3 separate regions of the Homo sapiens genome follow, and all the other regions are linked to region 3. A link is a contact called in ENCODE Hi-C or POLR2A ChIA-PET data. All regions are on one chromosome and are shown on one strand. Each heading gives the region's core, a stretch centred on a gene start or an enhancer-like site at or near the end of the contact. The rest is flanking DNA. Distances are from core to core; before and after follow the strand shown. Region 1 holds the start of TMEM147 (transmembrane protein 147). Region 2 has its middle 11 kb from the start of FFAR2. Region 3 holds the start of ZNF181 (zinc finger protein 181).

Region 1 (2,700 bases), core at 1-2,500, 810 kb before region 3:
CTCCAGCACCCCCGTGGAACCCAGGTGTCCCTTCTCAGGGGTCTGGGCTCCAGGCTGCTGTACGCACCGGGACATAATAAGCTCAGCAGTGGCCCAGCCCAGGGCAGCAACCATGATCTTGTACTCTCCCTTGCCGGCATTCCGGGACATGACAAGGTTTAGACCTATCAGGTCTGCCACATCCACGCTGGCCTTCATGAACTCCTGCGGGTCAGGTTGAGGCTTAAGTAAGCACAGGGGGACAGGGAGCCCCATTCCTGAACTCCCTTCCCTTCCCTGGCCCCTCTCACCCCAATGAAGTCATAGATGCCGCCTTCCCAGGTGGGAAAGAAAGTGGCCAAGAACAGCATCTGAGAACAGAAAGCAGAAAGAGGTCACTTCAAGGTGAGGGGATCAAGATAAACCACGTGGGATTTGTGGGAAGTTCGTGGGTAGGAAGAGGGCAGGACAGGTTCTGGGGGCCCATCTGGAAGAGGAACCACCAGATGGTGGCAAAATTACAGGAATCGGGGAGATAGAGGATAGGTCCCCGGGTCCCCGAGGGGGCTGGAAGTTTGAGTTCTGGGTGATCACAGGGCATCTGAGTCAGGTCTGAAGGTGCTGCTCCTTGGGCAGTGTTAGCAGCACGTACGGAATCAGTGATCACTCTTAACCGCACCAAAAAAAACCTGTTAGCCAACCACACTACTGAGGTTTTCTCAGTTTTACTAAGTGCTACGCAAAAGTTGCTTCTAGGTCTCTTCTCAGGTCGTGCCCTCTTTAAAGTCCATCCTCTCTAGGTATCCTGACGCCTCCCAGTGCGGAGTCCCGAGGGCGGTCCCACCGTGGGGCGGCGGGGGCGCGGATAGGCAACGGGGGCGGGTCCCTGGGTCTGCAGAGCCTGGGGGCCAGAACACGTGGCTTCCCGGTGGCCCTCACCTTGCAGAGTTGGACAAAGAGGTAGGTGACTCCAGCCTGGACGCATTTCCAGAAGGCGTTGTACTCGGACCTGGAGAAGCGGGAGGTGAGGGTCGGCCCGGGCCCCGCGCCCTCTCCGCCCCGCGCCCTTCCCGCACTCACAGGCCGCTGCACTTGTAGGTGATGAAGTAGGGGAAGTAGGCAAGAGCGAAGCAGTTCCCGAAGTGAAACAGGGTCATGATGCCGGCCGCCCGGTCCCGCCCGCGCGGGGATCGCGAGGCGGCGTCTCCGGGAGCGGGTCTCCGGCTCCGCCGGCTCTTTCGCCACGGCCAGGGCCTGGCACCCACCTGACTGGCGGGGGCCCGCGCGCGACCTTCTGGGAGCAGTAGTCCCGGCGCGGGGCGTCGCGCCCAGTGACGTCAGAGAGCCCGTGGCCGGCCCTGGGTCCCACCGCTGCCGGCCCAGCGCTTTGGGGAGTGACTTCCGGCCATGCGGGGCCTCTACCGCTGCCATCGCGGTCCCGGTCTCCTGAAGTGGAACCCGGCTTGGAGTCGAGCGCGACCCCTCGCCCGTGGGCGCAGGCGATCGAGTAAGGGTGGGGCGGGCCTCAAACCCGGATCAGAACCCGCCCTGACCGGCGCAGAGATACGGGACGCAGCCGTGAGCACTGTTTTTTATTTCACCATGGACCCATCGGCGTGGGGCGCCCGCCCCGGGTGTCCTTCCTCCCCCGGGCAGCCAGATGCTGGAACGGGAGGCACATGTTCCGGCCCCGGCCCCTGGGAAGGAAAGAAAGGACCTTCCCGTTTCACTTGTCTCGGCTGAACATGTAGCGGAGGAGGTCGACCACCCGGTGACTGTAGCCATATTCGTTGTCGTACCTGTGGAGGAGGGGTCGGGAGGTTCAAGGGGGTTCCTTCCGACCACCCCTTAGTTCCCCTCCCTCTAAGTCTCCAGCTCCTTCCCCCTTACCATGAAATGAGCTTCACGAAATTGTCATTGAGCGCAATGCCGGCCTTAGCATCGAAGATGGACGAGTGGGTATCACCGAGGAAGTCCGTAGAGACGACCTGGAAGTCAGAATTTCAAAGATAAGTGTGTCCGGCAGAGCAAGGACCTCCAGGAGCTGAGGCCCCGACTCTTAACTCTATCGCCCATCCATGCATTCATCTATAATATTTGATGTAGCCCTACTGTGTCCAGTCTCTGGACTGGAGGGTATGACCAAGTGCAGGGTATGACCAAGGCACTGTGTCAGGGTCTGGCCAAAGGGCACAGGTCACAAACACCCTCATGCTGTACCAGTACATCCCTTTCCTAGGAATAATGCAAGCGTTTGGAATGGGCCAGCATGGAGGGCCTCTCTGAGGGGTGGCCATGAGCCTGGGTCTAGATGACTAGAAAGATCTGACCGGCTGGGGCCCTCAGCACAGTGTCTGAGGTAGAAGGAGCTGCAGGAAGGGAGGACCTGAGGGTTTTAGCCCTAGTGTCATGAAAGGCCACAGGAGTGTTTTCAATCCTGAAAACGGGTGATGCAATGTGATTCCATTAAAACAAAAGATCCCAGTGACTGTGGGAAAGTGGACCTGCAGGAGTTAATGCAGGGAGACAGCACCAAGGTGGATGTACAGGGGTCCACCATGACCATGGCATCCACTCCTCACAGAGAAGGCATCTGGCCATGGCCTGGCCCTGAGCAAGTATTGAAAAAAATGGGAGCTGTTGTCTTTTGTTCACTAAGCATGTATTAGTCACCTGCTGTATGCCAGGTTGGAGCCACAAAAGTGAAAAGGCAGCCCCTAA
Region 2 (2,700 bases), core at 105-2,604, 730 kb before region 3:
TTTCTCAGAACCTCGATGGAGGTCAGTCTCCATCACTCTCCCCAACTTTCTATACCAAACAACTGCACACCGCATGAGTCACGATTCCTGCCCTCTTTTCTCTTCCTCAGTGAAGTAAAGATTGAGAGAGAGTGTGCCTGTGGTTTTGAGAGGGAGTCGGGAATCGTGGAGGAGGGGCCAGAACACCATCTCACTGAGGACTTGCGTGTGTCACTTTGCCACTTTGCCACTTTGCATCGCTGAGCCTCAGCTTTTCTTGTTGTTAAGTAGGGAGAGGATATCTGTTGCGCTTCTTCTTTTTTTTTTTTTTTTGATTTGGAGTCTCTCTCTGTTGCAAGACTGGAGTACAGTGGTGCGATCTCATCTTACTGCAACCTCTGCCTCCCGGGTTCAAGTGATTCTCCTGCCCCTGAGTAGCTGGGATTATAGGTGTGTGCCACCACGCCTGGCTAATTTTTTTGTATTTTTAGTAGAGACGGGGTTTTACCATGTTGGTCAGGCTGGTCTTGAACTCCTGACCTCGTGATCCGCCCGCCTCAGCCTCCCAAAGTGCTGGGATTACAGGCGTGAGCCACCGCGCCCGGCCTGTTGTGCTTCTTAAAAGCCTTTGAGACTCCCTGGGATCTGACACTTGCTGGCTTTTCAGCTGTCACTAAGCTGCAGCCACCCTGGCGTTTCTTTTCCCGGCACAAATTCAGCCTGTTCAGGCCTCGCACAGGCCTGGAGCCCCTTGCTTGGGACATTATTCCCCCAGTTCTTGGCATACAAGATTCCTCCTTGCCATTCTAGTCCCAGCTCAAATATCACCTTTGCATGGCCTTCTCAAGCTCAAGCTGTGTGTTCAAAAGTAACCACCTACTCCCTTCCTGGGAGTCATGTTCTATCCCAGCTCGGTTCTATCGTCTTCACAGCACGTAGCACCAGTGCAAAGGATCCTGCTTATGGGTCTTGCTCTCCCTGTCTGCCCAGCAATGGGAGCTGCTTGAGGGCAGGAATCTTACCCTTTTTGTTCACTGCTGTATCCTTAGCACCTAAAACAGGGCCTGACACATGGTAGGCCTCCATAAATGTTGGCGGATGAATGAAGGCTACGCCGTGGAAACTCAAATGGTGTAATGTTTGCCATGGCACTTTAGAAATTCTCAACTGCAGCCCACATGGGTGAGCTTTTTATTTAAAATAGCTAGATTTGGGAGCAGTGTGTTTACTTTCCTAACTCTGTTTTCTCGAGGCTGGTCGTAGCTCGGACTGACAGATGGCAGAGGACAATGTTTGGGGAGAGGGAACCGGGGTTAGTATGTAGCTTGGACAACCCCTCCTCGGGTAAGCTGCTGGTGGCCAGCTGGCCGTGGCCAGCGTTTGCAGAGTTGGCTCCCCTCCCGCACTGCTTGACCTCGCATCTACTTTCCCAGACCTTTGAAACTTTGCCAAGTGGGTTACTGGATGACCGCTTCTGAAGGCTTAGAGATCTTTGGCCCAATTTCCTGATGGGATGTGCAATTTGTAGATGAGAAATGTCCTCATTTCCTGTGATTAGAGATAAATAATGAAAAGGAAAAAAAAAAGTGGGGCAAAAGCACTTATCCACAGGAGGCAGGGCAAGGCGAAAAGAAGAACTAGCACAGACCCCGCGCTGAGAGGCAGGACGTTTAAGGGAGTGAGGCTGGAATCATGGCTGTGTGTTTCCTCCAGACCCTCTCCATGCCCACTGCCCCCATCCCTCCTTTTCCAACCATAGTATTCATCACCAAGCCACACTGCACCTGAGCTCTGGTTGTGCGGACTGATGAGAAGTTCTGAGGAAGGGGCCCAGGAGCATCTTTTCCAGAAAGGGGAAGTGAAATAATGCCAGGTTCCCTTTTCGTGCTGCTCAGGCCCCCAGGTTGGGCCAGGTCAGATCCCTCCACCCCTGTTTCCTGGTAGCGGCACTAGGCTGCCGTCTGTGTTATTCATTAACCAGGCACTAATATTTCTGTTTACCCATCTGTCATCCTGCTTTGGGGCAGGGGGTTCAGAGGAGCTGTGCAATCATACAGCCACCCGGATGCTTTGGAGCAGGCCCAGCCAGCCACATTTAACTAGTGTTTACTGTATAGGAAGCACTGTGCAAGAGGCTTGCATGAAGCGTTGGTGGGGAAAGAGAAAGTTTTCTCAAGGAAGATGTGATCTGGCTGCCATTTGAGCAGATGTACTGTGAGTTGCATGCAGGGATATGTCTGAGCTCATTACATTATAATAAGAGCCCATTATTAGCATCTCTTGCCAAACCCATGTTCAAGATCTTCATATTGGTAGCAATGATTCCTGGTGGGAGTGTATGTGCCACAGAAATTTGCAAATGCAATAGATCAGGGCTTCCTACCCTTCCCCCATCTATCTATCATCTATCTATCTATCTATCTATCTATCTATCTATCTATCTATCTATCTAATCTATTATCTGTCTACCTACTACCTACCTGTGTATATCTATCTATCTATCTATCATCTATCTATCTGTCTATCTATCATCTATCTACTCTGTTATCTGTCTACCTACTACCTACCTGTGCATATCTATCTATCTAATCTATTATCTGTCTACCTACTAGCTACCTGTGTATATCTATCTATCTCTATCTGTCTATCTATCTATCTATCTAATCTATTATCTGTCTACCTACTACCTACCTGTGTATCTTTATCTCTCTGTCTCTGTCT
Region 3 (2,700 bases), core at 82-2,581:
GGGCAGATGCAGGGAATCCAGCTAGGAGGCTACCGCAATAATCCAGGTGGCTTTATTGCTATCACTACCGGGGTGGTAGTGGTGGTGGTAGTGCTGGGGTAACTAATGGTCAGATTCTGTATACAGTGTATAGCTTAGCTCCAACTAGAGGATCTGAATATAGGTATAAGTCAAAGGGAAGAATCAAGGATGACTGCAAGCATCTCTTCACTTGAGACCACATGGTACAGTTTTGACAACCATAAACCGAATAACCTTACATTCCAAAGTTGCATTGTGAATTACAGTTTTAAAATGTTGGCAAGACTAGAAAGTCTTCTAGCAGAAAACTGTAGAAAAGAGGAACACTGGGTGAGGAGGATAATACCTTGGAGCTCTCCTGTGGGCTCCGTCCTTCCTATACTGAAAGGAACCATGGATCCAGTCCCTTAAATGGACTTGGTTAGGTGGGAACAGGCAGGAGAAGCAAAGCAAACACACAGTCCTGATAAAGTGTTTCAGGAAGATTTGCGGACACACCGACCTACCTGAGGCATTACTCTGCAATTTCCAACAGCCAACAGAGTCCTCTTTCCAGGCTCTTATCTTAGAGATGGGCAGTGTCCTGAGGGCACAGAAGGGCAGGAAAAAGCAGTCATGAAAAATCAGGCTTATCTTGCGGCACCTGTGACACACCATAATGGAAAGGCACACTGGTAATCACTCTCCAGGGCGCCAATCTCTCCCTGGGAACTAACAGGGTGTTTCTCCGCAAGGGCTAACCATTTACCAGGTGCCACCTGCGAGGAAAATCAATTACTCTGTAAATAAAATCCTCATAAAACAATGGTAAAAACTTTATCAGCTCGTTCAGTCTTCACCACTATGCACGGTGTGCGTTCACATTTTTCCAGATCTATTTTTTAAACGATGACAAAACTGAAATTCCAAGATACTGAACCCATTTGTTCAAGGTTACACAACTGTAGAGCGCCGGCTTCATGACGACATAACCCAAAGACAACTGTGGCTGGCGTCTAACCACGCGCCCACTTCACTCTCACAACAGCGCCAAGAGGTCGGCGCCGTCATCACCCCGCGTTTACATAGGAGGACATGAAGGCCAGGAAAACCAAGGCACCGGCCGGGGTCACACCGCGGGGCAGACCCAGGGCCTGAGCCCCGCCGCCGCCCCCGGGACTCATACTGGCCGGAGTCCTCAGCAGGGCCTCACCGTCCCCGCAGGCGCCCCGCGTCGCTGGTGAGCGGGCAACGGCCGCCGACCTCTGGGGACGACACTGCCCAGAATCGTCCCGGAGCCTGGGAGTCGCCGTCAGGCCTGAGGCTACAGCGGGGCGGACCCAGTGCGCCGCCCACAGCCGATCGACATTTCCCAGAATCATCCGCGCAGGGGACAAAATTCCAGGCGCAACGAACCGCAGGTACCGGAAGACCACACTTCCCAGGAGTCTCTGCGGCCGCGCGGACCTGGGGCGCCGCGGGCAAACAGATCTCGGTTTCCTAAAAAACTAAACCGCCTGGGGCTGTCGTCCCAGAGCCCGGCAGTTAGGACCATGCGGGAAGTGTCCTGGGGCATATAGTCATACTGATGAGGTGAAAGATACACCTCGGAACCAAGGGCCACCCTCTACTTTTAAGGACAATGGCGCCGGGACCAAGAAACTACACTTCCCAGAAAACCGTGCGGCCGTGGCAAACTCTTCTGGGTCTAGCGTGCGCTCACACTAATGTTTATCTCCCGGGACGTGGGCAGACCTTGTACCAGGCGAGCTCTCGCCTTTGCTAGCAAAAGAGCTCCTCTCTTCCCAAACCCTGCTACTACGCTGTCCACCCTGTATGGTCTTTGAGGTCTTTGAGGTTTTTTTGGAATTCACTTGCTGGAGACTACAGCTCACAGAACGCCCTGGGCTGGATTGTGCCAGCTGTAGTTCGCGAACCAAGGACATTTCCTGGAAATGCATGCGGCCACGTATCTGTGACAGAAATGGCAGTTCTCACGTGCGTTACGCCCCCTGGAAGGACTTGGAAATACGGAACTTGAGTGAGCACTGAGAGGACACAGACCCTCATCCTGGGAGGAGTCACTCCTCCCGCAGCCATCAGAGCCTGACAACCGCTTCTCACCAGAGGCGCTTCTTAGACCCTGACCTTGCCCGGCTCACCCAAAGGGGCAATGGCCTTCTTTGTATGCAAGCCAGACAGTCTACTGTTGTATATTTGAATTTTTTACTTTATTTTTAATATTTTAATTAAATTTTAATTTAATGCTGCCTCTACCTCTGAGAGAGACAGGGAGAGATGGGGGAGGCCTGGAGTGGGGGCCCTGCGGGGCAGGGACAGGGGACCCTTCCTCACTTTGCACAATCTGGGAACCCTCCCCAAGCGGAACAGCCAGCTGCAGTGGAAAAGCACTGGCTTAGTGGGCTTCGTCCTGGGGACGAAGGCTGGGAGACTGCAGCTGAAAGGTGTGGGCTCCAGGAGGGCCGCAGGGGGCCTAGCAGCAGCGTCAGGGAGCAGAAGTCCGCCCTCCCTCCATCTTCCTTCCTTCTCTGGCCGCCAGAGCGCTCTGTCTCCCTCCCACGCCCACAGCTACAGGTGGAGCCGGCTTGGGGCGGGGGGGGGGTCCTCCTAGGGCGAAGAGGGCCAGGAGCCTTCCTGAGGACCTGAGGCTCCTCTGGGCCTCCCAGGGCTGGGCCTGTG

The links. Hi-C counts contacts between places; a loop is a spot of excess contacts on that map. ChIA-PET counts read pairs that join two places held with the same protein, here RNA polymerase II (POLR2A). Pooled maps may share reads with other maps.
Region 1: a pooled map shows a loop between it and region 3 (17-fold over the local background). The contact joins the promoter of TMEM147 here to the promoter of ZNF181 in region 3. A Hi-C loop is called at or near these places in 8 of 50 pooled maps.
Region 2: a loop to region 3 is called in a pooled map, with 2.6 times the contacts of the local background. The contact joins the enhancer-like site here to the promoter of ZNF181 in region 3. A Hi-C loop is called at or near these places in 1 of 50 pooled maps. POLR2A ChIA-PET finds 5 or more read pairs at or near these places in 2 of 52 experiments (WTC11 and activated CD8-positive, alpha-beta memory T cell).

Annotation. Positions count from the first base shown.
Region 1 is chr19:35,544,176-35,546,875 of GRCh38, reverse strand. TMEM147 (transmembrane protein 147) reads right to left here and starts at 1,250. Exons shown (of 7, transcript NM_032635.4): 1 at 1,060-1,250; 2 at 919-988; 3 at 291-350; 4 at 68-204. The coding sequence starts at 1,136. It overlaps GAPDHS (glyceraldehyde-3-phosphate dehydrogenase, spermatogenic), which reads right to left. Exons shown (of 11, transcript NM_014364.5): 10 at 1,870-1,967; 11 at 1,557-1,778. The coding sequence ends at 1,706. It overlaps TMEM147-AS1 (TMEM147 antisense RNA 1), which reads left to right and starts at 847. Exons shown (of 4, transcript NR_038396.1): 1 at 847-939. RefSeq lists a silencer at 669-1,248 and an enhancer at 941-1,633.
Region 2 is chr19:35,458,290-35,460,989 of GRCh38, reverse strand. No RefSeq gene overlaps it. Among named protein-coding and RNA genes, the nearest start is that of FFAR2, 11 kb to the right of the region's middle. RefSeq lists an enhancer at 432-551 and a silencer at 1,975-2,154. Within about 2 kb of position 1,354, at least 15 of the 41 ENCODE cell types and tissues checked have a DNase peak (open chromatin) inside an H3K27ac peak, as active enhancers do.
Region 3 is chr19:34,732,874-34,735,573 of GRCh38, reverse strand. It overlaps ZNF181 (zinc finger protein 181), which reads right to left and starts at 1,331. Exons shown (of 4, transcript NM_001029997.4): 1 at 528-1,331. The coding sequence starts at 536. RefSeq lists silencers at 1,089-1,148, 1,249-1,298 and enhancers at 1,579-1,968, 1,689-2,206, 2,424-2,483.